Regions from separate parts of the Mus musculus genome. Here region 2 is linked to region 1. A link is a contact called in ENCODE POLR2A ChIA-PET data. All regions are on one chromosome and are shown on one strand. Each heading gives the region's core, a stretch centred on a gene start or an enhancer-like site at or near the end of the contact. The rest is flanking DNA. Distances are from core to core; before and after follow the strand shown.

Region 1 (3,616 bases), core at 850-3,349:
TAGAGGAAGTTCTCATTTTTACAGTGAGAACTCCTGAATCACTTTCTGAGACAGGGCTTCCTGTAGACCAGGCTAGCCTTGAACCTACAGCTTAGTGTGTGTGGGGGTGGGGGGTGGGGGGTGACCTTCATTTGGGGATGAGTGTGGGACACGGGGCCTCTGGCGTGCCAGGCACACTCTCCACCAACAGCTCCACCACTTCATCTTATTAGAACATCAAGGTCTCCTGTGAACCCTTAGCCGCCCCTCCAGCCCAGTCCCATCCACAGATAGAGAACAGCCCAAACCTTTCCTGTATGCAGGTGCCATTTATTGTAGAAAATAATAATAATTACAGCTGTGAACAGACCTTAAATTACAAAACAAGAAACCACAGAGAAGGCAGGGGAGTCCAGGAGACTCCCTGGTACAATGCCATCACCCCCCCCCCCCCCCCCCGTACCTTCCTTCCGCAGACTGGCCGGTGTCCTTGAAATGGGCAAAGGGAGGGAACTCAGAGGGGCCAACTCAAGAGGCCCAGGGTCCTTCTGAAGAGGGAGGGGGCGCACAGTGATCAGAACATTAGCAAGACAGTGCGGAAAAGGGGTGGGGACACACTGGGCTGCTTCTAGGTCCCCAGCCCTCCCCAAACCAGTTTAATCCACCTCCACCCTTCTTCCCTCAAACCCGTCCATCCACTCTACAGAAATTCATTAGTAGGGTAGGTGGGTGGGTCAAGCACAGTCATTGCTAATCAACGGAAGGGTTCCATGGCAGAGCCCACCGGCTCTCAATGGCCCCTCAGTCAGTCACTCAGCACACCATGACTTGGGGTAGGACCAGCTGTGCTCGGAAACACGGGGCGTAATGGCAAGAGTAGCGCTGGAGTAACGTGTAGGCTGAGTGAGGGGGATAGAGAAAGGACAGTGGACGTTTGCTAACATGAGGACATCCACTCCAGAGTCCAAAGTCACAGCTGAGCTACCCCGGCCAGCAGGACCCAGCTTGCGCCTCTACTGCCCTTCCCAGCTGCTTCTGCCTTCAGCCCCATATCCACCAGCAATTTGGATGTAAGCAGCAAGATATTTTTACATCCATTCTTGCCGGCCGTAAGGAGCCATGTGGAGCAGCCCAAGAGCTACGGGCTAGTAACTTTGCACAGTCCGGGTTTGCCTGTCCCCAGCAAGCAGTTAGTGGCCCATAGCAGGGCAGGTCCTGGAGAATGTGAGGGGCCACAGGCTGTTATGAGCTCAATCCGAAAAAAAGATAACAAAGGCAATGTGGACAGAGTGGCCCACCTTACACATAGTTGCTGGCGGGGACAGAGCGGGCGGCGGAGTACTTGGCCGAGTAGGGCTTGTCGTTGCTACGAGGTGGGCAACTGCAGCAGAGGAGGCCTCCTCCCAGGAGCAGCAGCCCGGAGGCCGCCCAGCCGACGTAAAGCGAGGCCCCCATTTCCCTCTTCTGCCCGGAAGCCACCATAGGGTTGTAGAAGTCGCGGATGACGTTGTGAGCGGTCCAGGACACGGGCACCATAATCAGCATGCTTGCCACGATGAACACGGCTCCGGCGGTGATCATGATCTTGGCCTTGACGGTCTCGTCCTCCATGCAGTTGGTGCACTTGCCCCCTACCACTGAGAGAAGCATCCCCAGAGCACCCACGATGATGCTGATGACCATAAGGGCTCGGGCGGCCTGCAGGTCCTGCGGCAGGGCGAGCATCGAGTCGTACATCTTGCACTGCATCTGACCTGTGCTCTGCACCACGCAGTTCATCCAGAGGCCCTCCCAGCTGGTCTGTGCCGTGACGATGTTGCTGCCGATGAAGGCGGTCACCCGCCACATGGGGAGCGCACAACTCAGGATGATCCCCAGCCAGCCCAGGACTGCCAAGGAGATTCCCAGGACCTGTAGTCCCATAGACGCCATCGCTCAGCCTCTGCAGGGGTCAAAGTCGGTGACCACAAAAAGTACCTCTCTCTCTCTCTCTCTGGAGTCAGAGGGCTGAGAAAGTTTTTTTCGGTGAGCCTCAGGGACACAAAGCCAGCTGAGTCCGATGCACCAGCTACCAAGCGCGAACACTGCAGCTCTTTCCTGCCTGCACCTGCAACAAGAAAGGGCGGCCACAGGTGCTGCAGTTAAAGCTCCTAGAGGAGGGGCGGAGGCAGAGGGAGGGGTTTCAGTCCCGGAGGCCTCCCTCGGGACCAGTTTCTCTGGATTCCTGAGCTTGGGCCAACAAAGGCGTTCAGAGGCCCCTGTCCTGGGCCCCTGAGTCACCCGCCAGTATCACAAGAAACTATCATCTCCCCCAGCCCCCAGGCTCACGCTGAGGTCAGCTGGGACACAGACACTGAGTCACCAGCCTAGAGCACCTGGATGCTCACCGGGTGGGGACAACTTAGACTGAGAAGCAAGCCTCCCCAGGGTTCAGAGCCTATAGGGAAGGTCCCCAAGACTCATTCCGGGCTCCCGTGGGAAGGTCCCCAAGACTCATTCCAGGCTCCCGTGAGACAAGAGAATGAAGACCCTTTACTGGAGAATCTGAACCTAGTGTCTAGGGGTGTCCAAGAGAACCCCTGTCTTAATTAGTGTTGCTTTTACCAAATCAACTTTATCACCACCATCATGGCTATTATTGTCATTAATGGGACAACATCTGTACTTTGCCTCAACAGCAACTTTCCTACTGTTGGCCAGAGGAAGTTGGTGTGGGGAAATGAGGACCTGGGGTGGGGACAGCGGGAGCCAGATCACCTGCTGTCCTAATGTGATTTCCCCACCCAGCCATAGTGCCTCAGGGTGTAGAGGCGAGGCACTTTGGTCCAGAACAAGAAACAGGGAAAGGCAGAAAGGCTGGTGGGATGGTTCAGTGGGTAGAGCTGCTTGCTTCCAAGCCCCAAGGACCTGGGACCTCTGTGACAGGAGACACACATGTCCTCTGATGCACAAATGTCATCAATAAATAAACACAATTTAAAATTGGGGGTGGTGGGGTCGTGACAGAATCCTGTCCTCTCTTCCTTCCTAGGGCTGAGCCTTGCTTGGTGAGAACTGGATGGAGACAAATTCAAAACCCAGCCAGGCCCCAGAGACAGGATGTTTATTCTTCTGAGACACAGGAGCCGTTCCCATAAAGCCAGCCTGGGCACAAAGTCCTTGGTGACATCGAAGAGAAAGGGGGCCCTCCACCAGAGGTCTGTCTGCAGGGAGATGAAGAGAGATGGTGTGCTTCCAGCCACAATTCCAGAGGACTTCTAGGAGTCAATGTATTTTGAGATTATGCTAGGGACACCAGTACGAAGAGACACAAACCCTCTCAGGGTGATTGGGCAATGCAGTGGGCACTGGGTCAAAGAGGACATCTCCTGCAGGGAGGGGACAGCAAGGAGACCCGGGTCAGAGAGATGTTTCACAAGACAAGGAATCTAGTTTGACCAGACACTGGCCTTGGGGGGGTGGGGGAGGGGTAGCCGAGGGAAAGACAGTCTCCTGTGCTCCCTCACCCCCTGCCCCGCTCCCACCCCACCTGGTACAAAGGACAGAGATGAACATGTCCATCCAAGAGAGAGCAGGCTGAGAAGGGACCACATGTATCCCAAAGGCACCTGGGAAAATACAGATAAGGAGAACCACA
Region 2 (3,491 bases), core at 652-3,151, 39 kb after region 1:
GAGTGGAGGGGGCGGGGTGGGGGGGACCGGGAGGAGGGAGCGGGAGGGAGAGAAAAAAGGAAAGCAGGGAGAGAAAAGGAGGGAGGGGGGAAGAAAGGAAAGCCAGAGGCCACTTTAGATAATGTCAAATATGAAAGAAAACAAAGGTATCAAAGTGGCAAAGAGAACAGTGCTTCCAGCACATGGGAAGCAGAGGCAGGTGGATCTGTGAGTTCCGGGCCAGCCTGGTCTACAGCACAAGTTCCAGGACAGCCAGGGCTACAACAGAGAAACCCTGTCTCGAAAACAAAACAAAACAAAACAAAACAGAAAAAGAACGTGGCATTGTGGGTAAGAAGCTGGGACGATTTTGTTGTCCTGTTTCTATTTGGGTGCAGGGTTCCAAGCCACCCACACTGACCTCCAAATCAGCTGGGGAGGATCTCGGTGTGGTGCTTGCTGAAGTGCCATCCATCTATTAGGGTTTATTCCGTGCCAGGGACAGACCAGAGGCTTCGTGCAGGCTGGCCAAGCACTCTAGCCACTGAGCTCCATCTCCAGCCTCTGAAACTATGAAGCGAGGTCAGTGAGCTATGCGGAGAGCTGTAGGAGTGTCTCATGGAGAAAGGACCCCAAGCACGGGTCCTCGAAGAGGATGTATAGGAAACTAAACCAAAAGAGCTGTATCCTAGCTGAGGTGAAGGGAAGAGGCAACGGGAGAAGTCGGAGCATGCGCCACCCCAAGGTGTGCGGCAGGGGAGTCAGTGTCCGGAGGCAAAAGGAATTGGTGTTTTGGGGGCTTTTTTGGTGTTACTTTGTAGCTTGTTTGAGCCAGGGTCTCATGTAGCCCATCTGGCTTTGAATTCTCCGTGTCGCCAAGATGGTCTTGAACTCCTGCCTGCCTCCACTTTCCCAAGCTCTGGGACTACAGGCATGGCATGCTGCACAGGGCTTCTGCACAGGAGTTGTGAGACACAGTTTCGCTGTATCTGGCCTTGAACTCACAGCTGTCTGCTTGCCTCAGCCTCAGGCAGGAGCCAACACACCTGGCTAGACGTCTTTTTTTTTTCTCATGTGTATCAAATCTCTTTCCCACTGTTCACTCACCCTGGTACTCACTCTGCCCCGCCCCCACCCCCAAAGGAAAGAAAACAAGACTCCATCTAGAGAACCTCCGTGGGGGAAAGCAGCTTCTAGGTGGGCGGGCATTTGAGCTAAGCCATGTAGGCTTGCCACCAGCCCAGGTCACATGAGGGTGCTGGACAAGAATTTGAACTCAACACCGGTCCCTGAGGTGCAGAGTGGGCTCTGCAGGTGGTCGTTGTCCCTGGTTTCAGAGTTCTGTATATCAGGTTGCACTTGGACAAGGCCAGAGTGCTTGTGTCAAAGCCTGAGGGACTTGGAGCAGGTGCTACAATTCCATCCACCTACGGCGACAAACAGCCTCAGCCACGCCCCCACCTAGGTCCTCCCAGTCCGGGTTGTCCAGAGGAATTGGCCGCGCCTCCATCCTACGCCTCCCGCGCTAAAGAAGACGGAGGTGGGGGACAAGAGAGTCAAGCAGTTTACAATTGGTGATTTGCACTTCAAATCCTTGAAGCGCCCCTCCCACTCTGTATAGCTCTAGAGAATTCGTTATGCTTAAGGAGCTTGGGGAGGTTGGGAAGGGAGGGAGCTTAGACGACCCCGCCCTCCTTCGATACACACTCTCCCACCCCACCCCCACCCCCGCCACACACAACACATACACTTCAGCATTGAGGTTCTAGCCAAATCCTTTCTCCTATGGTGAAGGGGGTTGGGGAGGACGGACCGGACTGGACGGGACACACGTCACTGTCCCCTGGGCCAGAAGAGCGAGCTCCACCCTCCTCCTCTAGGCACCAAGCTAAGTCCAACCCACCCCATCCCAGAGCCAACCCAGTCTCAGAAGCCAGTCTCCAAAGCCACAGGCAGGTGCAGGGGCAGTCTCTGTGCGAGCCCCAGGAGAGGAGCCGTTAAGCGCGCTCCGTCCTTTGCCACCCACCCGTCGTTCCCGGCGACAGACGTCCGTCAGTTTTCGAAGGGCAGTTGATTCCCAGGTCCAGCGGCCGCGATCCCTGGTCTCCCAGTCCCCTGAGCTGCCCGGCCGAGCCGGTTCAAGTCCAGCAGCCATGTCCATGGGCCTGGAGATCACCGGCACGTCGCTGGCCGTGCTGGGCTGGCTGTGCACCATCGTGTGCTGCGCCCTTCCCATGTGGCGCGTTTCGGCCTTCATCGGCAGCAGCATCATCACGGCGCAGATCACCTGGGAGGGCCTGTGGATGAACTGCGTGGTGCAGAGCACCGGTCAGATGCAGTGCAAAATGTACGACTCGCTGCTGGCCCTGCCGCAGGACCTGCAGGCCGCCCGAGCCCTCATCGTGGTGTCCATCCTGCTGGCCGCCTTCGGGCTCCTCGTGGCGCTCGTGGGCGCCCAGTGTACCAACTGCGTACAAGACGAGACGGCCAAGGCCAAGATCACCATCGTGGCGGGAGTGCTTTTCCTGTTGGCGGCTCTGCTCACCTTAGTACCGGTGTCCTGGTCGGCCAACACCATCATCAGGGATTTCTATAACCCGTTGGTGCCCGAGGCCCAGAAGCGGGAGATGGGAGCTGGGTTGTACGTGGGCTGGGCTGCCGCCGCGCTGCAGTTGCTAGGGGGCGCCTTGCTGTGTTGCTCCTGCCCACCGCGCGACAAGTATGCACCCACCAAGATCCTCTATTCTGCGCCGCGATCCACCGGCCCTGGCACCGGTACCGGCACCGCCTACGACCGCAAGGACTACGTCTGAGGGGCCGGGTGCACGCAGACCGTACCGTCACCACTACCAGCAGTCGATGAACCCCACCCGTCCAGCGTGCAGCCTCGCGTCTGAGACCACCCCACCTTCCAGATGGTGACAGACGACACACAGTCTGCTTGCTAGGCTGGAAGAGGACAGACAGGCTGGCATCTCCCCTTCTCCGGCTGCCACCTGACTACCGGGCCTAGGAACTGTCCAAGCCGAATGGACAAAGAAACCTCGCCCTTCCCAAGAACTGGGCTGGGGTGGCCACTGCAGCTACTTGCCAGCCCCGCAGAAGCTCACAGTGGGCAGAGACAGGCAAACCATGAAACGGGCCATTTCATATTTTTCAATAAAAGTCTTTCGTTTTTTGCAGTCGCTGGAGCTTCCTTATCCTGAACGCCACCGCACAGGCTACCACCTCCCCTACGGGGCACCTGCTGGGGACTGTCCCTCGAATAGCCCTCATCACGGGCAGCGAGCTTTAAACAGCTTCACAGGTTGAGTAAGGAGAAAGTGGGGGTACACATGAGTTTTTGTGCTCACTAGGTGGGTAACACTTGGGAGATATCCCAGCACTGATCTCCACAGACCCTATGGCGAGCGAGGTTTATCTAGCAATCCAGCCAGAGGGCGTATGAGGAACTCTGCTGGAGAGGGGCAAGGGGAAGAACACAGGGACTCTTCTCTGGGACAGCCTAGTTG

Evidence for each region. ChIA-PET counts read pairs that join two places held with the same protein, here RNA polymerase II (POLR2A).
Region 2: POLR2A ChIA-PET joins it to region 1 with 62 read pairs in embryonic stem cell. The contact joins the promoter of Cldn3 here to the promoter of Cldn4 in region 1. POLR2A ChIA-PET finds 5 or more read pairs at or near these places in 4 of 5 experiments (Patski and embryonic stem cell).

The regions. Positions count from the first base shown.
Region 1 is chr5:134,944,835-134,948,450 of GRCm38, forward strand. Cldn4 (claudin 4) reads right to left here and starts at 2,100. Exons shown (of 1, transcript NM_009903.2): 1 at 289-2,100. The coding sequence starts at 1,911. The coding sequence ends at 1,279.
Region 2 is chr5:134,984,313-134,987,803 of GRCm38, forward strand. It overlaps Cldn3 (claudin 3), which reads left to right and starts at 1,902. Exons shown (of 1, transcript NM_009902.4): 1 at 1,902-3,164. The coding sequence starts at 2,133. The coding sequence ends at 2,792. Wbscr25 (Williams Beuren syndrome chromosome region 25 (human)) reads right to left here. Exons shown (of 5, transcript NR_026907.1): 5 at 3,121-3,278.